Regions from separate parts of the Mus musculus genome. Here all the other regions are linked to region 1. Evidence: chromatin loops called from intact Hi-C (ENCODE). Cell type or tissue: left cerebral cortex. All regions are shown on one strand. Links, peaks and the distances in the headings refer to the core of each region. The heading gives the core; the rest is flanking DNA.

Evidence for each region. A loop is a pair of places that touch in the nucleus more often than their neighbours do. Peaks named below come from ENCODE experiments on the same cell type or tissue, not always from the same donor. Only the 100,000 strongest peaks of a DNase experiment are listed, where the experiment ranks them.
Region 2: it touches region 1 in a loop (6-fold over the local background); 2 of 42 quality-filtered maps call a loop at or near these places.
Region 3: a loop joins it to region 1, with 2.2 times the contacts of the local background. A loop is called at or near these places in 2 of 42 quality-filtered maps.

Annotation. Positions count from the first base shown.
Region 1 is chr7:36,864,278-36,871,668 of GRCm38, reverse strand. No RefSeq gene overlaps it. Among named protein-coding and RNA genes, the nearest start is that of Gm36656, 46 kb to the left of the region's middle. In left cerebral cortex, for the core only: a CTCF peak has its summit at 4,652; a DNase peak (open chromatin) is centred at 4,844; H3K27ac peaks cover 1,967 bases.
Region 2 is chr7:36,692,736-36,700,126 of GRCm38, reverse strand. It overlaps Gm36722, which reads left to right and starts at 1,905. Exons shown (of 3, transcript XM_030243157.1): 1 at 1,905-4,270. The coding sequence starts at 2,017. The coding sequence ends at 3,264. Tshz3 (teashirt zinc finger family member 3) reads right to left here and starts at 2,009. Exons shown (of 2, transcript NM_172298.3): 1 at 1,838-2,009. The coding sequence starts at 1,877. In left cerebral cortex, for the core only: no CTCF peak of the experiment used is centred there; DNase peaks (open chromatin) are centred at 4,081, 4,382, 4,676, 5,138 and 8 more places; H3K4me3 peaks cover 4,754 bases; H3K27ac peaks cover 5,000 bases.
Region 3 is chr7:36,704,908-36,712,298 of GRCm38, reverse strand. All of the region lies in intron 1 of Tshz3 (teashirt zinc finger family member 3), which reads right to left. Among named protein-coding and RNA genes, the nearest start is that of Gm36722, 10 kb to the right of the region's middle. In left cerebral cortex, for the core only: CTCF peaks have their summits at 2,821 and 4,011; DNase peaks (open chromatin) are centred at 2,775, 4,084 and 5,452; H3K4me3 peaks cover 1,388 bases; H3K27ac peaks cover 2,535 bases.

The sequences.
Region 1 (7,391 bases), core at 1,667-6,666:
AGGAGAAATCTGCTGACACCAACATCACCCCTAACAGTTACGAGTCTGTGTCAACAGTCAGCCATTTTCTCATCTGGAGTTCTAGTGCAATCTAGTTCAATGGCAAGTAAACAAGACAGGAACCAGGCATGGACGCTACAAACTCTTTGGGTTTCAGAATAGGGAGATCATCCAGGTGACCAGTGTCAAATAGGGACAATTTGACAGCGCCCTATTTGACACCCCAGGTTTCTATAGAAAACACCACAGACAAGCTGGCTGGAAGAACACTAGCTGGTTCCATCAGAGGCCTGAAACTACAAATCTGAGATCACAGTAAGCGTTTGCTGAGTTCTGGTGGCGTCTCGTGTCTCGTTGTGCAGGTAGCTGTCTTCTTTTGTCCTCACACAGAGGCAAAGAGACATAGTTCTATGGTTTTATCTTCTCTTATGAAGACACTAATTCTATCATGGGGACTCTGCATCGAACCATAATCGCCTTAAGGAGGCATTCTTTCCAAATACTGCCACACTGCGTGTATAACACTGACCTAGGAGCTTGGGGGTGGGACTCATTCATTCCTTCTGTAAGGGACGTGATATTTATCTTCACAGATCCATCCCTTCTGTGACTTGGGTAGTATACTACACCATACCCACGGGGGTACTGTGGCTTCTCTGTTCTCACTCCTTCTGGCCTTTTAAGTCATATATTTCCCTTAAATATCATATTCCCTCTCCTCTCCTCTCCTCTCCTCTCCTCTCCTCTCCTCTCCTCTCCTCTCCTCTCCTCTCCTCTCCTCTCCTCTCCTCTCCTCTCCTCTCCTCGCCACCAAGATGGACCAACATGTCTGAGAACACAAACCAAACTCCATCCTTCTCTCTGAAGCTGTTCATGCCAGGTGTCTTATTATCACAGCCATGAACCATCTGGCTCATAAAGCCCTCCATCGAAACTCAAATTCGAAGATGGGTTTGCCAATCGGACATTGAAATAACCTATAGGATAACTGACTTTGCAACATTCCCCTAAGAAGCTCACTTGCCCATTAATTGTAGTGTTTGGAGACAAAATAAATAATTTTTTAATCAAAAGGTATTTTCTCTTGTATTTTCTGTCAATTATCTCTGTGTGAATGGAAATAAGGTAAGCCCCCTCTGAAAACATTCGAGTGAGTGAATATACAAACAAACTTCCAAACTGTCTTTCAGCAAGTGAGGCTAAAGTTATTGAATATGCAAATTGCCTTATTAAAAGAAGAATGATGTCTTTTTTTGGCAATCAGTTTAATTACAGTGAAGCCCTTCAATGGAGAAATCAACGTGTTTCTCTGAGTAAAGACTCTTTAGAAAGGAAATTTAGGTATAACACATCAAAATTAGAAAATATGCACTTGGTAAGAAAAAAGAGTGCCTGTAAAAATGGTCTATGAAGAGCTAGGGAGGCAAAGAAGAGGGCCAGGCATGCTAATACCCAGCTCAGAAGCCCTGTTTAGGGCTGACTGAGGGCCGGTCTGTCTCTCTAGCATTTTTATTTTCTAAAACTCATAGACACTTGAGATTTAGCTCAGAAGTAGAGCCCTTGCCTAAATCTCAAAGTAAGTAGATGGGGGTGTGGTTTAGTGGTAGGACATTCTCCTAGAATCCCCTAGTGAGGGGCTGGGGGCGTGGCTCAGTGGTAGAGCCCCCTGACTAGAATCCCCCAGTGAGGGGTTAGGGGTGTGGCTCAGTGAGTCCTCTGTGGCAGGTGTTTACCCCAACTACACACTGCCTTACAAGGAAGGTATGGATTTGGTAGGCAGAGTCTACCTACATTGAGACTGAAATTAATATGGGTCACTTATTTAGTAGACTTTCCATAAAAGTCTTATCTGTTCTTCCCCCAGGTCTTAATTATTTCTAGCTCTATTCCTCACTTGTCAAAAGTGTCGTTCCCCGCCCCCCCACCTTTATGAGATCAGATACCAGATGAGCTTTGCACAGCCCTGCAAAGTGAAGACTCATCAGTTCAGTTCTCATCTGGTTGGGGACACGTTGGTATGTCATCTCACGGGGAACATTGTGTGCATCAATGGAACTACTGGATCCTCTGTGGTCAAAGTCCCAGAAAAACAGATTTAGGATCATATGGAAAAGGTGTGTGTATCCAGTGTACTTATTAAAAACTCTCAGTTACTTGAAAACCATGGTACCCCTAGGATGGAGCAAGGTATAGGAATGGGGTTGGAGCTACCTTCATGGTCGGATCTTGGCTACACATAATGCCAACTTAGTAATCACAGGCAAGTTAGCTCTACTCTCTGTGCCTCAGTGTCTTCATATATAAAAAGATAACGCTGTTTCCTCACAGACGGTTTTGGAGAGAAAGTTTGTTGAGAAAATGTAGGCAGTGATTTAGAATCATACAGGTACACAGAGAGCAGTCAGTTAATACAGCTGGCGGAGGTCGCAGGAGCAGAGGCCTAAGTCTGGATGCATGATGATGCCTTGCTAGGGCAAGGTAATGGGAGTGAAGAGAGTGCCCTCACCAAAACTCTTGAGTGTCGGAAGCTCTGGTCTCACCTGGGAGTGTTTCTGATAGGTGACTGGATTGTGAAGTTACTAACTCCACCAATGCATTCATTCACCCACCGCCAAGCGCATGAGTGACTCTGCTGTTAGAAGATGGTACCTGTGCAGAGGTCAAAGGTCACTGAGTGACTGCTTTTGATGAGTGCATCTTGTCCTGCCTCTTCCTGTCTCTGCCTCCTGGTTTCTCTGAGGTGAGCAGTTTTCCTTCCTCTGCCAAACCCCATGACCAAGAAGTTTTAGCCCTCACAACAGGCATAAAAGCAGTGGATCCTAAACAATTGTTTTGCCTTTGTCTGGTATTCGATCACAGCCATTGGAAACCAATACAAGGGAAAGAACCTGAAGGAGCCCAAGGAAACAATCAAAGGAAGGACTAAGAAAGGACTAGGTCAGAGTTACCTCGCTCAGGATAATATGTTCTAGTTCCATCCATTTGCCTGGAAAACTCAGGATGTCCTTGTTCTTAATAGCTGAGCAGTATTCCATTGTATAAATGAACCACATTTTTAATCTGTGGTAGGTTATCTAGGTTGTTTCCAGCTTTGGGCTATCACACACACACACACACACACACACACACACACACACACACACACACAAAGGCTTCTATGAACATAGTTGAACATGTGCCCCTGTGGCATGGTGGGGCATGCTTTGGGTATATTCCCAGGAGTGGTATAACTGGGTCTTCAGGCAGATCTATTTCTAATTTTCTGAGGAATCTCCAGATTGATTTGCAGAGTGGTTGTACCAGTTTGCCCACTAATAAAGGGATAGTAGGGAAAAAAATTACAGAACACCCAAGATACAGTCCACAGAACTCAAGAAGGTCAATAAGCTGAAGTGTCCAAGTAAGGATGCCTCAGTCCCACTTGGGAGGGAGAAGAAAGCAATCAAAAATAAATTTAAAAAACAAAAAAGAAAAAGAAAGGACTGGGAAAGAATGTGGGATACAAGAGGACAGGGTAAGCGCAGACCTAACAGGGAGAAGCCAGAATCCATCTCTGACAGTACAGTGCATCAGCATACATATGGGCTTATGTTTTTAATCTAGAGAGGGACAAGCCTGGCCTGACCCATCCAACTATGGGTCAAGGCAACAAAACCTCATGCACAGTAAGTCCCTGTGGTGGTTTGAATATGCTTGGCCCATGGGAAGTGGCACTATTAGGAGGTGTGACCTTACTGGAGGAGGTGCGGCTCTGTTAGAGGAAGTGTGTCACTGTGGAGGTGGGGCTTTGAGGTCTCATAGATATGCTCAAGTCGGGCCAGTGTGATCTAGCCCCTCCCTCTGGTTGCCCGCGGAAGACAGTCTCCTCCTGGCTGCCTTCCAATCAAGGTGTAGAACTCTCAGCTCTTCCAGCACCATGTCTGCCTGGATGCTACCATGCTTTGTGCCGTGATGTTTTGCACCTTAGGAATTATCTAAATCTCTGCAGGAATAAGGACCAAGGAGGTGGGCTAGGGGAAGAGGGGCATCCACATCTGTCAACATGAGTGGCCAAATTTATCACTCTTAAAAGGTGACTTTGGAACAGAGAGTCTGAGAACTCCCATGAGCCAGTGAGAAACAACCCTGAAAGGCTGTAGGGGCTGGAGGGATGGCACAAGAGTTAAGAGTGTGTACTGCTCTACAGATGACCCAAGTTCATTCCCAGTACCCACATCAAAGAGCTCACACCAGCCTTTAACTCAAGCTCCTAGAATCCAATGCCCTCCTCCGGTCTCTTCAGGTGCCTGCATTCAAATGCATTGTACAAAACTGCACTTATATACACACACATACATACATACATACATACATACATATATACATACACACACATATACATAATTATAGAAAATAAAATAAAATATTTTTAATAGAAAAGTCAGAGAGACACTTCACAAAATGTATGAGACACTTCACAAAAGTGCATTGCAAGCTACCATCTTCGAGCAAATGAGCAGCGGTTCCATCCTGGTTATAACCAGTTAAAAACCAACAAAGTGCCATTGAGACCCGGACCAGACAGCACCATACAGAATCACAAGCACAGAATGCAGCCTGCATTCGGAGGCCCTGGACCACAGGGGCTCTCTCGGGCCCTGCTGGTGACAGGAAGAATTGGAGCAATCAGTTTGCAAAGGCATTTGACAGTGTCTACACCGAACACCCTCCACCCTTCAGAAATAAACCCAGCAAAAACAAGCGTGCTTGCCACCAGCAGTACCGTATATAATTGCCCCAATCTGGGAGCCATCCCAACGTCCGTCACCACGAGGATGGATAAATGGACCGTGGAGCACTTCACGTGACAGATCACTGTAGGCGTGCTGTGCCTTGATTTAAACATTTCTAAAAATGACTTTGGTTTGGGAAATGTGGGAGGCATTCAGCCCTTCTGCTCCCCGTTGCTGGGGACGGGACTGTCGGTGTCAGTGATGAGAGGTGGCTTTCACAGTGTGAGACAGACCTGGGCTACTGAGGGCTGTGAGATGGTGCTTTGGGGGTGCATTTCTGATCAAGGACAGACCTCCTCACACAGCTCTGGAGACCTTGCGATCAACCTCTCTATGCTTCAGATAGCACCCTGCCTCCAGTGCTCTGTCAGCCTACACTGCCCTGAGGAAGGTGAATCCCACCCCAGGAAGTCTCTCAGATGTATACTCCAGTCATGTCTGGACAAAGGTTCTCTGGCCACTCCTGGGACTCCCATATGTGACTGTGGCACCCCAAGAAACCTGTGCCACAGGAGCCCTTACGAATAATATGTCCCTCTTGGATCAGTACTAGGCTCACATTATAGGAATCCTATCTAGTTATGGAAATGTCTGTGTTTTACTCTCTTTATAGGCCATTCAAAATGTCTGTGTTTTACTCTCTTTATAGGTCATTCCAAAGCCACAGCGGGGTTCTAAATGAACTCTAGTTACTTGTTGTTGTTTATTTAGATTCATTTTCATTGTGTGTGTGTCTGCATGTGTAAGCAAGTTATATGTGTGATGTGTGTGACTGTGTGTATGTGTGATGTGTGTCTGTGTGTATGTGTGTGTGTGTGTGCAATTGCACATGCACAAGAGCCATATATGTATATCATGCCCAAGGAGGTCAGAAGAGAGCATCAGATCCCTTGTAGCTGGAGTTATTAGCAGTTTGAGCCACCAGATGTGTGTGCTGGGAGCAGCACTCAAAACTCAGGTATGGAAGAGAAAAACTCTTAACTGCACAACCATCTCTCTCCTGCTCTGATCTGTCTTAGAACCTACGTTCTCATCAAAGAACATACCCTCTTCATGGGGTAAAAGCCACATCATTCCGGTTTCTAGCACTGGCCCCCAGTGTCTGAGCCAAGACAAGTGCTAATGGATCTTGGGCTGAGCCAACAAGGGAATGAGCAGTAGGGGACCTTGGCCACAGCAGCTGCCAAGTCAGGTGACACCTCCAGCTTAGAGACTGCAAAGACCAAGCATAAGCCACCCACCACCCACCATGGGCTGCTGGGAAGAGTTTAGGATGCACATCTTGCAGCTTGGGAAACTGAGTCTTGGGGAGGCGAGAAGCTACACTCACATAGAGATGTGACAGTTGAGATATGCACTCAAGCTTGCCCCTCTCCAGGATCAATTGAAAGACATAGGACCCTTCATCCCTGTGGGCAGCTTTCAGCACCTTCTTTTGAGATGCAAATATAGAAGCAAAAAGGAGCAATCGAAGAGACCCCCAGCAAGGTATGGTATATACAGTTCCTGGAACCTGCACGATGCTCTCCCTCCAGTCTGGAGCTATGTTGGTCTGGTGGCTGGCACAGCTCACCATGCTCAGAGGTTGTTTGCTTCATTGGTGCAGACATCCCCCAAAGCATCCCAGAGCCAGCTTCCAGTCACCCTGACCAGGACTGGCAGCACTGGCCAGATCAAATCTGCAGTTTTGGTGCCTGACAGGCACCAACTGACTCAATTACTGGTGCTGTTGGGCTAGACTTCCAGAGACACTTTCAGGCCATTTCTTTTCCAAGGTGCCTTGAGGTCAAGGCATCAGGATCCCCATCTAAAGGACCTGGCCCTGGAGACTAGGAAAACCTTCAGTCCCAGTTGGAAACTAAAGCTGTCTCTTCTCCACGAGGCACATCTTTCCTCAAGGCCCTGTGTACTTCTAGTGTCTTCTACTTTACAGTTCTGGAAGAGTCACAGTACCAAATGTACAAAGCATTTCACACTGGGGAGGGCTGGACTCGTCATTCTGGGCCAGTTCCCCAGTGTGGAACAGACTTTTATATAAACCAAGAAGGCTGAGAGTCACCCTCACTTACCCCGCCCCCTAACTGTGCAAGTATCTTCATATTTCAACATGGTGAGGCACAAAGTGTGGATTCAGTATAGATGCCTGGGATACGGGCAGGCCCTCTCCAGAGGTGGGAGGGCCTTGACAACTAGCAAAAGGAAGAGACCATTCTTGAGTGTGTCCAGGAGCCAGGGACATCAGCTCACTGGGATTCAAGGACCAACAAGATCAGTATACTCTGTGATGTCAAAATGTGGTCCAGTGCAGAGAGCACATGATCTGCAGCCGAGCCAAGCCTCCCCACTGTGAAGGGCTAAGTGGCTGGAGACTCAGGCTGACTCAGGGGTGTTCCGAGGAGGTTCCTTTGTGTAAGAATTAGGAGTGAGAAAGACATTTGGGTGGTGCTCTGTAATTAAGTACTGGAAACTTTACCGGCAGATAATCTAAAGATCCTGGGTATGTTTGTGCACTCCCTATCTTTTGCAGTGTGATGCTCTCTTCTACTTTTGGAATCTATCAGCAAAGATTTCATCACTACACATTTGACCTTGGATCTCCAGAGCCTGGTGTTATCCAAC
Region 2 (7,391 bases), core at 763-5,762, 170 kb after region 1:
TAAAAAATTTTTTTAAAAATCAAACCAACAGCACGTTTGAGAAAATTGTCCTATGGGCTGGGTGGAGCAGTAAAGAAGAGCTACAGAGTTCAAAATAAATGTAAAGATGCAACCACATATGTTTCATTGGATGGAGGCACGGATACCTTAAAAAATGTGTACCCGAAAAAGAAAGAAAAAAATCTAGACTGGAAGAAGCCCAAGACATTCCTACTACCCAACTTTGTAAAGGATGCCTCCAAAGTTTTAGAGTTTATTTTGGGTAGATAAGCTCACTGCTAAAAAGCTTGGAATTTAAAGGAGGAGGTGGGATGAGCAGGCAGCATCAGTGAGGAGGTGAGCTCTCTGTTGGGATCTTCAAACTTTCTAAATTTGGGTAACACTGAGAGTACAGAGGGAAAACATGCCTTCATTCTATGCACCAAACCAAGTTGAATCCCCCTCCCCCCTAAGGTTTCTTCACAACACTGTCAGACCAATACACTTCTGGGAGAAGTACCTTATGGTTGCTTCCCTGTGACCCTGGTAAAGAGACTGAAGGCCAGAGTGCAGCTGAGGTGGGAGCCCCGCTGGTCTGATGGCAATCACCAGCAGCAGCAGCCTGCATAGCACCATCACTAGCCTGTATCCCACCAGCACGTGGAACATTACCTCGGTGACCCTTCTTCGCTCAGCCCTCCCCTCTTTTATCAAAAGAGAAGTGAGAAGAAAGAAGATTAAAGAAAAGGACTCCTAAGCAACCTTCCCCTTCAGGCAGCGTCTGAGCCTCTGCACGTCTGAGTGTTATTCATATCAAAATACATCACGTCCATATGTGGTCCTCTCTCGGCAAGCCGCCCCAAATCCCTGAAGTTGCACTGACAGGGCCCTCCTGACGTCACGGAGCTTGGCCTCACTATTGCAAGTGATTTATTGATGTTTATTGGGAATGAATAGATCAAAGGCACAGGCATGACGGGCGATCAATCAGTCATCAAATCAAGGGTGGCAACCGGCCAGAAACCCTTCTTCCAGCCAACGTGCCCCCAACCGACATTATTGCAAAATAATGTTATGTGTGTGGGTTTTGTTTTGTTTTCAATGAATCTCTTTTCCAGAAGGAAAAAAAAAAAAAAATCAGCTCAGTCCTAACAGGAGTTGACGTTCCTGGCAGAAAAAGAGAGGGAGGGGGGAGTACTCAGATATGTCCCAGAACTAAGTGCTAGAAAAGGGTAGGGAGCAGCAGCGGAAAGAGAGGGAGGGGGTAAGAAGACATTCAGGAATGGAGGAAATGTCAGCATCCAACACTGACCTGACAGTCATCTGACAATACCCAGACCCAGTGCGCTCTGGTTTCCACCGCTGTACCGGGTTTGGGCCCAATAAATGAAGAATCAATCGAATTAGCAGTAAGGTGGCCAGAGGGATCCGCTAGCTCACTCTTGCTCGCTCTGGTCCCGGTAGTCACCGGGTACTGCCCGGGACAACGCGGAAGATGTCCCAGAGAACTCAGGTGACCCCGCCCGCCCCCCACCAAAAGGCACGGGTTGGAGAGCGCCTTCCCCGCTGCAGCCGGATCGGCAGAGGCGGGGACCTAAGCCGGCTCGGTGGTCCCCAGGAGGGTGTGCGAGCCGGTCGAGCGAAGAACATAGCGGGGCAACTGGGGGGCGCGCGCACCCGGGCAGGAGAGCCCCGAGCCAGCCGGGCTCCCGGAGTTACTCAGCGCCCGCAGAGACAGACAGAAAATGAGAGAGAGGCGAGGAGTGCGGCGAGCAACGCGGGGGCCGGCGGCCCAGAGGCGCGGCGCGAGCAGAGGAAGAGGAGGAGGACCGGAGGAGGAAGGGGAAGCCGCTCGTACCTGCTGCGCGCCGGGGCGCCTGCTGCTTCCTCCTCGGCATGATGCTTCTCCCGCGACTGCCACCGCCGCCGCCGCCGCCGCCGCCGCTGCCGGGCTGAGCCGAGGGAGGGAGGGGCGGCGGGGGGGGGGCGAGGCGGGCCTGCTCGCAGCCTCCCCCCCGGAGAGCGGCCGCCCGCAGGATGCTGCTGCGCCCCGGCTCTCCGCGTCCCCCCCTCGCTGCGCTCCGCCGCGATCCCCGAACGTGCGGAGGGAAGGAGGGCGGGCAAGGGAGGCGCGGGGAAGGAGGAGCGCGAGGGGGAGGAGGAGGCAGAGGAGGAGGAGGAGGAGGAGGAGGACCGCGCTGCCGGCGGAATGGGAAGTTTGACAAATCGCTCCAGAGGCCCGAGGAGGAGGGGGCGGGGAGGAGCGGTCGCCCTGCCCCCCCCCCGCCCCGTCCCCAGACGAGGTGCGCGGGGTTCGGGGCTGGGGGGCGGGGAGTGAAGGAGGAGAAGGCGGGCAGAGAGATGAGAGGAGGAGCCCAGGAGCGACCCCGGTCGGTCCTGCCCCGCTTCCCGCCCCCAGGCAGGGAGGTCAAGGCATGGGGGGGGGGGGGGTGGAGGGGGGGCGCAGCCGCCGCCGCCGCGGCCCGGGGCTCAGCGGTCCAGTCTTCTGCCCACGGCGCGGCTGGAGCGGCGGCGTCGGCAACAGGCAAGCTTAAAGGAAAAGGAGATGATCGTGTCACTCGCCTGCCCGCGGAGGCGCCCCCAGCCTGGGTCCTGGCCCGGACGCCTGCCCAGGGCCCCCCGCCCAAGTCCAGACACCCGGAGCTGGCCCTCCGTCTCCGCCCCGAGCGCTCTCGCAAAGGCGCGGGGTCCGCCCTGCGGAGCGCGTCCCGGGGCGCCCACAGCCCCCGCCCATCCCTCTTCCCCACCCGGTCTCAACCCCGGGCTGCTCCCGGCTGCCCCTCCCGGCCCACACTCCTCTCCACCCGCCGCGTGCAGCCCCAGAGCGCTCCCCTAGTTGGGATGGTACCCCTATCAAAGATGCCAGGGCCCCGGGGGTGCCCTGGAGAGAAGATGTGCGGGCTGACATGGGTGTGGGCTCTGGGTCTTCCCTCCTGGGACCTACAGTGGCTACCTCCTTCCGTTCCCCCACCCCACCCCCGCCACAAACTTTCCCAGGCTTGTTTCGGGGGTAAGCATGGGAGGGGGCACCTCCAAGTTTCCTTTACTGACTTTGGGACGATCACCGTCTCAGCACCCCGCGTCTCGCCCCCTTGGGCTACTGGCCGCGCCCCCCACCCACTGCGTCGGAGGTTGCCAAGGCGGGAACGGGGGAGGGAGAAGAAACTCGGGTTCCCCTGCCCATCCCCCGCCGGGGTGCGCCCTGGACAGGGTACTGCCCCAGCCGCTCCCAGCTTAGGGGCAGTTCTGGACGAAGGGGATTGATTATTGATTGAGTGATTGGGGTCGCAGAGGCTCCGGGCAGACTCGGCCGATGTGCCCCGGGAAGGAGGCGGCTGGAAGGCTGCGGTGGCGACAGGGCGACGTGGGCTCACTTACTCTGGTGGTGAGGGCGCGGGTGGGCTGGAATTCACGCGGGCGACCCTCGAGCGGTGGCGGCTGAGCGCCAGCCAGAGCTTGAGAGGCGCGGGCGGCGGCGCATCGATGCGCTGCGGGCTCGATTGCGTCTCCCTGGGCCAGCTCTTAGGCCGGGAATGGGGCGGCCGCGGCGCAGCGGGCTCTGGGCGGCGGTGGCTGGGGTGGCCTCTGGGCCCCCAGCTCCCGGGAGCAGCACTATATCTGGGTGCTCCGGCTGGGACCCTGAAACCCACGTGAGCCCCGAGGCCCACAGTCTACCCGAGGGCCGGCACCCTGCGCCCCAGGACTAGCTGCCTGAGCGCACTGGGAGCTGCAAACCCTGGCCTTCCTTTCTTGCTTCTTTTTTTCTTCTTCTTCCTCTTATTTTAAACTTATTCTTCTCTTCCCTCTTATTCAGCCCTGTCTCTTTTTCATGCTTTCTTTGTGGTTGGTTTTTCAAGTTTGTTTTAAAAGTTCACAGCGTGCTTTCTTTTTCTTATAGACCAGGAGACCAAGATCTCACCCTACCGGTAAGATCAAAAGTCTCCGCTCGCCCCCGGCCGGCCGGCTTGGGCTGGGTCCAGACGCCTCCCTGAATGCAGATGTGTGGCTGCTGTCCTCCGGGGCTATAAAGCCGGCTCCAGCGCCTAGGCGCTCGAGAGTTGAGTTAACCCGGTGTGGATCCCGGGCGGAGTCGAGAGCCAGAAGCCGGCTGCGGCTGAGCTCCCGAGCTGCCTGTGTGTGTGTCGCGTACCCGTGGGTGGGTGCGCCTGGGGTGTCTGATGCCTGCGGCCTCAGAGGCCGAAGCAGCGTCTCCTCCAGGCCGTGGAGACGCGGGCCTCGGCGCGTAAAGCTTCTTGCGAGCGAGGGATCGGTGAGTCGTCTGGCCCCGCCGTTGGCCTTACGGTTCAGGTGGCCGCGGCGCCCCTCTGACCTGAAGGAGGGTCGTTGTCCCTGGAGGTCAGACCCAGAAGGTCTGGCTTACATTCAAAGCGGGGAGAGCCCATCTAGGCACGCCGGCGGCGGCGACGTGTTCATAGCGCTGGGTACCACGCACCGGGAGTTCGCCCAAAGGATGCTTCCCTCTCCCTTTGCTTTCTTTTGGTGCTCTCTCAACCTTCGTTCTCTCGCTGCCCACCCCCACCCCTCATACCCTCGTGCCGTGACCCAAGCGGCTCCCCTGTCGCCCGTCCTCACCCCTGCTTGCCAGTGCCTAGCCCTCCCTGCTCAGGCGCCGCGCACTGTGTGATCCGCCCTAACATCTGTCCGTCCAACCATTGGCGCATCCATCAGTGTCAATGGACTGCACATTGCAGCGACAGCCTGTCACGCACAACACGGGCTGTGCGGAGTGCACGCTGCGACCACACTGCCTTGCCCGATGGGGCACTCAAACAGACTCGGCCGTCTTGGCACCGCCTGGATTCCCATTTCTGCTGAGTTCTTTTAGCTACATGCACCCATTCACCTTTGGGGGATCCCAACATGTGCATAGTTTTTCAGGTCGTTCTACGGATGGAACATTGAAACAGCGAAAGTAGGCAAGGTCAGCCTACTCCTTATATTTCCCTAGGATTTATCTTCCCTTCTGCTGTAAGGTTGGGTGTAACTAAAAGAGAAGGGTTCCCCAAATTCTCACCCAACTCAAAGTAGACCCTGAAGCTACCTGAATGCTACCTGAATGCAGGACCTTAACTTCCTTAACCTGGCGAGGTACTAGGTTGTGGGGTTTGCCCCTCTGCATCTAACAAGATTTCAACAATAAAAACTTTGTATAGCCGGGCTGACCGCTGTTTCCAGGGCCTGACATGGAGAAATGCCAACTGATGGACTCTCCGTGAAAATGAAGGGCTCTGTATAGGAAGAAATGGCGTCTGGTAGTAGTAACTCTGAAGTTCACATGTCATTACAGGGGGGAAAAAAAGGGCAGAGCCATATGTTTGAGAAATCAGAGCTTGCAGATAATTCCTGGCTGCCGAGGCTGCATTTTCGAGTTCTTCCTATTGTACTTCTTTGGTTTCTGCTCCTTCTGGATCTACTCAGATGGTAAACACACAAGCACAGGTGTCCCCATGAGTCTGTCCCTCCCAGAGGCCTTTCGATTCTTTAAGAACCTCAGGGGAAGGGTGTGTGTGGGGTCCTACTTCTCTGACATCTGAATGAAGTCTGCCTGGCATTTGACCTGACTTTATTATTGTAAATATTTTCTGTCGACTATCCCGACGGCAAGCAACCCTTTCTGCAGTTCATATCGCTGTTAGGGGATCCCGATGGGAAAAGAGCCGCGTTCAGGCAAGCGCTAAGGGTTGCTAGGTTCTGGGAAAGGCCAGAGAAGTGTTGCATAGGCACGCTCAGGACAGTAACCTGTGCTGTAAGACGTCGCGGCTCCTTGCACCGCCTCATCCAGCGGTCCAGCTGTTTTCTCACTCTACTAGAGGGCGGAAAAGCCTGAGCATGGTAGAGGATATAGAATTCTGTGAAAGATCTACTATGTAGAAATCGTTCCCTCTACTCTTCACAGAGACGCGGTTATCTTTTTAAAAAGCAACAATGGGTTTTCAGTGTCTGTGCAAGTACCTAGGAACTTCTGGTCCACTTTGAATTATGCTGGGTAGTAAATGTCTTAAGTTAAATACGTCTACCTTTGGGAGGTGCCGCGTTTCTGAGAATAATTTCTTAAACCCCTAAAAATAGACAGAGGAAGGAAGGAGATGAATAAAGAGAAACATCCAAACACTCAGTGCCAGCCCATGGGGGAAACTGAGAGTTGGCATCTCGGTCAGGAGACTCACCTTGAAACTGGGTGGTCAGATTATGACCCCTTCAACGTTCCCAAGAGCCAAAGAGGCAATCTTGACCACCCCTGAGACTGCATCTAAGACTCAGAGGTCCTCTACCTCCTGCTGAATCTCCAGAAGACTCCCAGAGAGAGTTGTCTAGGTCAGGGGTGAAACACCCTACCAAGCTTTTCCAATTTTGAGCCCTGGGTTTCCATTCCTGGGACCGTTTATCATAAGTTTCATCCACCTTGGCTAGCCTGAGCCCCTTGAGGGTGAGGTATACCAATTAGAGACATGGCTCAAAACAGTGTTCTGAGGTGCAAGGAGTCTAGCCCCCTGCCCCCACTGCCCAGTATACTGTTTACAGTTGTATGATGGGATGTAGTGGCTTGGCTATGCCTGGAGGCAGACAAGTTTGTATTCTAGATGGCCGCTAAATGACAGCCCTTCTGGTCCTAGGAAGGCTGGAGTGTCTCTTAGTTGAGTGCCCACCTAGAAGAAAAAAATCCTGAATGCCATCATTCCAGGACCTGGAGCTAGGGCTGGCTGGTGTCTCTCAGCCTAAAGTCTGACCTCAGACGGGGGTACATGCTGAGTCCGTGGAAGGATCATCTTGAAGGACAAGGACTCTGGGAGACTTTGGTGATAGCATGGGCCTTTGGCAACAACCCAGGGTTGCGCCCTGACAAGAGGCCCCAGGAGTAATTCATCTCCAGCCTGAAATGGTCAGAAGCCTAATGGACCTGCTTTTTTCCCCCTCACTTTTCTGGGTTAGGCAGTGGTGGAAAAATGCCATGAGTCCTAACATTACTACCTCAACCTGGCACTGGGCTTCAGTCCCTGCCAGAGCCTGAGGTTAGGAGGGCCTGAGTCAGGCTTTAGCCTGTTTGCTAAAGGTACTTTCTCACAGCAGGGAAAGTTTGTTTCTCTTTTTCCTGGTAGCTTTGTTTTAAGAAACCAGATGTTTTGTTTGTAAATTCTCCCCAAGAACGTTTACAGTTTGAACTTGAAATAAACCTTTGAAAATCAGGGCGGTGGATTAGGTAGATTAATGCCACTTCTCTCCAGCTTCTGGAGAGCTGTATCAGGGTGCAAGGAGAATGAGACTAAGGGTGGGCGACAGTCGTGTAAGAAAAGGAAGAGAATGGCTTTATGCAAAACCAAGAATTATAAGCACCTCCCAAATCCAACACAGGAAGACACAGCCACATATGC
Region 3 (7,391 bases), core at 763-5,762, 160 kb after region 1:
GTATGTGGTCAGAAAACTATAGGTCTTTGGCAGTTTCCCAGAATCACCTGAGAGCCCAGGAACCCACCAAGGAGATGCTGACTCAAAAGCATTAGAGTCCCTTGTAGTCAAAATCTTGAGGTCAAGCTCTGACTAGGAACACCCTCCAGCCACCTGAACAAGTGAGTCCCCTCTGGGGCCCCCAGCGGCTGAGGCTTATCTGAGTCTTTCTCTTTCACCAAAAGGCCAGGTCTGTATCTTCCAAAGTTGGGCTTCCAAGTGCATCATAGGAGAGGGTGTACTGTCCTGTCCTTGGGACTCACATCCACAGATTCCCAGTGCTTGTCCAAGCATGGTGCTCCAGATGGGGGCGCTACTGCTCTGATCTGGTGTGTCCTGAACACAACTGTTTCAGTGTATTAAAAAAGAAAAAAAAAAAAAAAAAAGAAGTTGCTTTCTTTTTTTTTTCTCATGAATCCTAATAGTCAAGCCTTTCTGTGTTCTGCTAATTTTAGAAGTCCTGCTATTCTTTGGGAGGAGAGTGGTGTGAAAATCAAGCAGAGTACCCAAAAATAAAAGAGTAGATCTGTTTCGGGGATTGCAGCATGCTTAACTGGAAGGCAGCTCGGGATCTGCCACTTTCTATCTTGTCTTTAATACATTTTCCCAATTCCTCTGGAATATTTTAGCCTCAGAGAGAACAGGAATTAACTTCCTAGTCTATGAATATATCTTTGAGGAAACACGGACACTCAAAATGATCTCTAGACCCTGTCTGGAGTAGTAGTAGTAGTAGTAGTTGTTGTTGTTGTTGTTGTTGTTGTTGTTGTTGTTGTTGTTCTTCTTCTTCTTCTTCTTCTTCTTCTTCTTCTTCTTCTTCTTCTTCTTCTTCTTCTACTTCTTCTTCTTCTTCTTCTTCTTCATCTTCTCCTCCTCCTCTTCCTCCTCCTCCTCCCCCTCCTCCTTCTCTTTCTTCTTCCTTTTTAAACAGGATGCTGCAGGCCCCCTGCCGAATGGGAGCCTCCAAAGTGTTCCTTTGAAAATGTTATGGCATGTTCTGGGCACACAAGTGAAGGGACGGGAACCTTGCACTGGGGACAGTTTGTAGTGTGCCCTTCAATCTTCCCACTTTGACTTTTATAAAATCAACCCTACTTTAAAGAATTGGGTTCTCTCAGAGTTACCAGAAAGACAGAAAGGCAACTAACTATGCCCCAGCTGGCTGGGTCCCACTGTGGTCACGTGGTGGGCCGGCAGCACAGGAAACATAAGCACACAGGCTACCTGCAGACTCCAGCCCACACCTCCTTACCAAGCGGGGACACCAGAGATTTGTAACAGAAAGTTAGACTCTGTGTCAAGCCCTTCATGCAAACAATAAATATTACTTCTGCTCATAACTGGACTTTTCTCCAGCATCGTCTTTGAATGTTGAACCTTTTTCAATTAATTAAAAGCCATGCACTGCAGAGTGCATATTTTATCAGCCCTCAGCTGCTTAAGTGTCTAGAAAAGACCAGGCCGTTTTTCTTTCTTTCTTTCTTTCTCTTTTTTTTTTCCAGGCAAACCAGAGCAAGTACTTGCAAGGGTCATATCTTTTTAATTATCTTTTCTCTCTTTGATTAATTATTCCGTCTGACAATAGCGTGTTTCTAATGCTATTCACCTGCCTTTGATGATTGACAACTTTTCTGTCTGATTCAGAGCAAACAGCTGCTGCCACAATCTCCTAGCAACCCGGGTGTGATGGATGAGCCCCCAAGATGGATGGTTGCAATAAATCATGTCTCCAGCCATAAAACTGAGAAAAGGGGATAAGAAGAAAAGCGAACAAAAAACAAAACAAGATTTCTTCCCATGAGTGCACTCCGTTCCTTACCAATTATACCTGAACCGGACTTTATACCTATCAGCAGCAAAGTTTTCCTAATCAGAAAAAAAAAAAATGGGAAGGCAGCATTTTGTATCAAAGGTGTTTACAATTCTTTCTGCAAATCAGTACTTGTACTCTTAATTACCTCCGACACTGCCCGGTGCAAGGGCAGGCGATCAAAGTTTTGCCTTCTTCCGGGAAGTCTCAGCAAGCAGCGACAGCAGCAGCTGGACTAGCCTGATGTGGTACCAGGCACCAACAAAAGATGGATCTGATTCTACCCGGTTTGAGGCAACCGCTGGGCAAGCCCCGGAGTGGACCCTAAGCCATGGCCGTGGGCAGAGCAAAGTGTCTGAGTGCTAATAAAGTTATTTCAAATCACACACACAGGCACGTACACAGGCACACACGAGCACACATACACGTGTACAAACACACACACACACACACACACACACACACACACACACACACACACACACACACAAATGCCTGTTACCTAGCACACAGCCAGAGTCCCAATTCTTTCAGCTTCCAATACTTTTCACGTGTGCAGGGAGTTTCTTCCCAGCATTCTCTAGGCACATACATTCTACCCTTCCACAAGTTCTAGATTCTTAATTTTATAGTTGAAAAAAGAAAATCTCCATCTAACTTTCTGTCCCATCATTCTTAAAAATGAATGGCCACACTGTAAGTCACACAAGAAACCTTCTATCTCATCAGCAACCCAAATAAAGTTGCATACTGAATATGAACACTGCTCCTGACAATGAAGTCTGCACTATATTTTGCAGTTTAGGAGGCTGGAGCAGGGAGGCCCACAGCTTCTCTTTTCCTTTTTCCATCAGGGAGCCAGGCACCAAGGGCTCCAACGCAGAATAGTATGTATACAGGCCATCAGGTTGCCACAGCCTCCCTCCAGACAGCTGGGGGCTCTGGTGGCAAGCCAGCCTGCGTCCCTAAGTACTTCCAGTAGGTGGGGGTGTCCCAGTGCACAGAGCTTGAGGGTGCAAAAGCAGCAGAAATGATTAACTGGCAGGGCCTGCAAACAGCTGTCCACATCAGTCCTGGTGGGGGTCTGTGGGGGCCCAGCTGCAGAGAACAGAGTGCAGACACAAAGAAAAAGAGGCTGCTGGGAGCAGAGGCAGGGAGCCACAAAGCATCATTTTTTATCTAAAATATTCTTGAGACATACAAGTGTTTTTCTACTTCACTCTCACACTGCTAACCAAGCCAACCAGTATTTTTTTTAAGTTATATTATGCTATTTTTTAAGTTATATTGTGCTAAAGCTTTTTCAATACAGATTTTAAAAAAAAAGAAGCATGACAGAGTTTGTTATTTTTTTTTTTTAAATCAAACAAGGGTTCTGGCTTCAGCAACTACGGCTCTGTTTATATTTTAATGTTTGGTACGTGACTGCCTCTATGAGGGAAGAAAGGCAGAGAGAGGGGAGAGAGGGAGAAGGAGAGAGAGGCAGTTAGTTAGTTCCTTGCTTGTTAGCTTTAGTGCCAATCACAGACACTTCTTTTTCCCCCATGTCCTTGAAATTTTTTCAAAATGAAAACTTCACCCCTCCCGGCCTTCATGTTTTGGGAGGTCCTCTATTATAAGTACAAGGTGGGGGGGGGGATTCCTATCTATTCAGCAGCAATGAGAGCCCAAGGCCAATCGATGAAACACACCACACACACACACACACACACACACACACACACACACGCCCACAGCCAGCCCCGGCTGGTCCAACTCTCAAGTTACAGGTTTACTCGGCAAGTCTAAATAATATTCAAAATGATAAATGGCACCCCTAGCCCAGCATCTACCATCAATCTTTTTTTAAGGAACATCCATCTTCAATAACGTACGTTTGAATCATGTGAAGCCAGGAGCCCCGAGACTCATTTATCCCACCCCTCACACGCGGGGCCTTGCTTGAATGATACCTGTCAACTGCCTTCCTTACTCTGGACTAAAGGGAAGAAAAAGAAGTAGGGAGAGGAGAGAGAAGGGGACACAGGAAGGACAGGGACGGACGTCATGCATCAGAAGAGAAGCAGTGTGGCTCGGCAGATCATAGAAAGGGATACAGCATCTTTGGTGCCGCAGCCAATCTCGTACCCCCGTGCCACGCCACACACCCCAAAGAAGACAGCCATCTACAGGGCAAGCTGCAGCCTCCCATCTCCCTGCCTCTCCTCTCTCCTCCCTCTGCCTCTCTCACCAAATCAGCAGAGCTTCGTGAGCAAGCCACACTGTACTGGAGGAGGAGGGGACAACCGGGCTTCCCTCCCCTCGCTGTTGTCTGGCCAGGGCCCATATGATAAATGACATATGTCATTCTGTCAGGGGGAAAGGGTGGGTCAGTGATGTATGAGTCCGCTGAAAAGGAAATCGACTGTTTGGCATGGCGAGGCTCTTCTCCACCAGGATTTAGTTTCAGAACTCTGAAATGAATTCTCCGACGTTTCAAGTGCATACTTAGGGCAGGCTGCCGGGAGGCCTGGGGAAATCGCACTTTATCCTCCCCCTGTCCTTCTGATGGTGGAAGCTCGCACACGCATACACACACACACACACACACACACACACACACACACACTTATGCACACCCTAAACCAATCCCACCACCAGATACCTGGGAAAGCCTGTGTGCATGTCAGTGCCCCCAGCAGGCACACGCTGGGGGTTATTAAAAAATACAATTAGAAAAAAAAATTTTTAAAAATAATAAAAGAATTGAACTGGAGGGCAGGAAGGTTAGTCCTTTTATTTATTTATTTTTTTAATGGCAAAGGGCTGACACAAAAGCAAGATAAAAATTAGCATGTTTGAAGTAATCGGCCCGCAGCTTGACATCTGCATAGTAAATTTTAAAGGAAAAAAATGTGTCAGACAGCCGTGCGCCGATGCGCCCTCCCCCCTTTCATTAGCTCACTGCCAGGGTGGTACCGCTCAACCTCATTACGGCGGGAGGATTTATGGAGCTGAACCCAATGGCAAAGAAAAGGCATCTGTCAATAATTGTAGGAAGCTGCACTCACAGCTTTGAAATCTCATTAAGTATGCAGTTATCAGGCATAAAGATCAAAAACATTACTCAACTCCGACAGAATCTTATGGGGGAACATTAATTAGCAACAGGCCTACAGTACAAAAAGAGAGAGAGAGAGAGAGAGAGAGAGAGAGAGAGAGAGAGAGAGAAGGAGAGGGGGGAGACTTCCTCTCACACCTGCCCAAACCCACAAACCTAAACCAACGCTCCCCCTCCCGGGCGACAAAAAATAATTCCTGGCATCTGAGACTGATCAAGAACATGAAACACACACACACACACACACACACACACACACAGAGAGAGAGAGAGAGAGAGAGAGAGAGAGAGAGAGAGAGAGAGAGAAAGGGGGACAGGGAGAGGAAGGGTGGGTGGGTGGTGGGCGGGCGGGCAGCAAGAGAGAAGAGGGGGAGGCAGTGGCTGGCGCGACTGGTTGAGAAAGGCCTGGCTGGCGGTGAGGACAGAAAAGGAAGGAGCTGTCAAACTTGAGGAGGATGTCAGCGCCCGCCCTGATTACAGGGGCCTATGCAGTTCACAGACCTTTTATCATTCCACACATCAAAACCAGCCTGAGAGTCGGAGTCTGAGGACGGAGGCTACAGGTCTGCAGCCCAGGCTAGGCCCAGACCCAGGCCTATGCTGACCACCTGTGCAAGACCTGCTCTCCCTGGGTTTAGGTCTGCAGCCCGGCACTAAAGTCAACAAGGAGCCCTGGACACAAGGTGGGGCATCTCTGCTCCCTTTACACAGCTCTTGGCCTTCCTAGGCGACACTGAAATCCCTTCTCACGCATGCACCTTTGCTTGTTTTTGTGTGTGACCACTCAAGACACACGAAGGACAGCCATGGGGACACAGGCCTGTCATCCTAGCATGCAAGGAGCTTCAGGAAGCAGGGGGTTGGCGGGGGGGGGACTGTAAATTCTAGGCCAGCCTGGGCTACATAGCAAGATGCTGTCTCAAAAACTCACAGATAGATAGATAGTGGAAATCTCACGGAAACTCTTGTCAAGTTCACCCTGGGTTATAAGGCTTTAAAAGGTTCTCTGTAACAATGTCTGGACAGGCGGTGGCTGCAGTTGGGCGTCCACAAGATCAACAAGCTGCCTTAATCCAGGGTACCCAAGAGGGAAAACAGTTAAACGGTATGTTGCCTCGGCCCGCCACACTACCCACACTCTCGAGCTGCATTGGGAGAGAATAATTTACACGTGTTAGGGATTCCCCATGAGCCTTTTGCCTCCAGCATCTCAGGCCAACTTCTATGCCCTGTGGAAGAGATGGATTCATTCTGGGCACAGTGGAGCTGGAAGTGGGGGTGATGAGGTGGCTCCAGAAAAACAGGCAACATGGGCCTTGGGATATCATGAACAGTCACACACACACACACACACACGCACGCACACGCACATGCGCGCACGCGTGTACTCATACACACACATATACACACTCACACATGCATGCACACACACGCAAACATAAACACACAATGAGTCCAGGAAACATACAGAATGTGGATACTGAAGTAAATACGCTGCATTGTATTTCCCTTACATTATTATAGAAAACTAATCTTTCCCACTTACCCAGTGAGCATATGCATTCTCTCCATCCCACCCCCATTTCCCATAATCCTCCATCATGAGAAATCCCAAGGAGCAGAGATATCCCAGCTCTCAGTCCCTCTTATACCACCCTCTGGTGTCATGGCCACCTCTGAAGCCTTTACCTCTGTCCTCTACAGCAGACAAAAACCTTCTCTTAATTGGCCAAATCTTTAAGGAATCTGGCATCAAGATTTCTCGGCAACAGGCATGGAGATCACTCCAAGCCAAAGATCCGTCCCTCAGAATCTGAATGACCTCAGCTCGGACCAACTGTCACCTATGACCCAAAACAGTCAGCAACACTTGCGTACAAACCAGACTCTGAAGAAATTTTAGCATTCGTTACAATAAGGTGTTTATATTTTTTTGTATGCTCACAACATTACCTTTATTATGTGTAACATCAAAGTGATTATAGCAATTACATCTAACAGAATTAATTACATCATTCCTAGATACATAATGCATTAGAGGTAAGCCAAAGAAAGAAAACATCTTGATTGTAGTAACTATTGTTGGTTAGGCTTTCTCCAGCAGCAATGCCAATCCAGTGGCAGTTTGCAGGGCCCTGGAAGCTGCGAGGTTTCTGGGGAGATCAGGCTATATTCTTAAAATGAAGTGACGCTTTTGCTTAATAATATGTTGGCGCTAAGGGACATATAAAATCGATTTAATATTTTTTAAGTGTAAATCTTTAAAAGGTGCTGGTTCATCCACCCAACCAATGTTACTACATAAAGAAAAAAGGCACGTGGGTGAAAGACTTACAAGTCTTTACGTATGCAAAATAAATGCACTCAAGGCTTCATTAATATTAATTTAAATTCAAAACCCATTTACATTAAATTGTTCATTAAAAATTGCCTATTTTATGC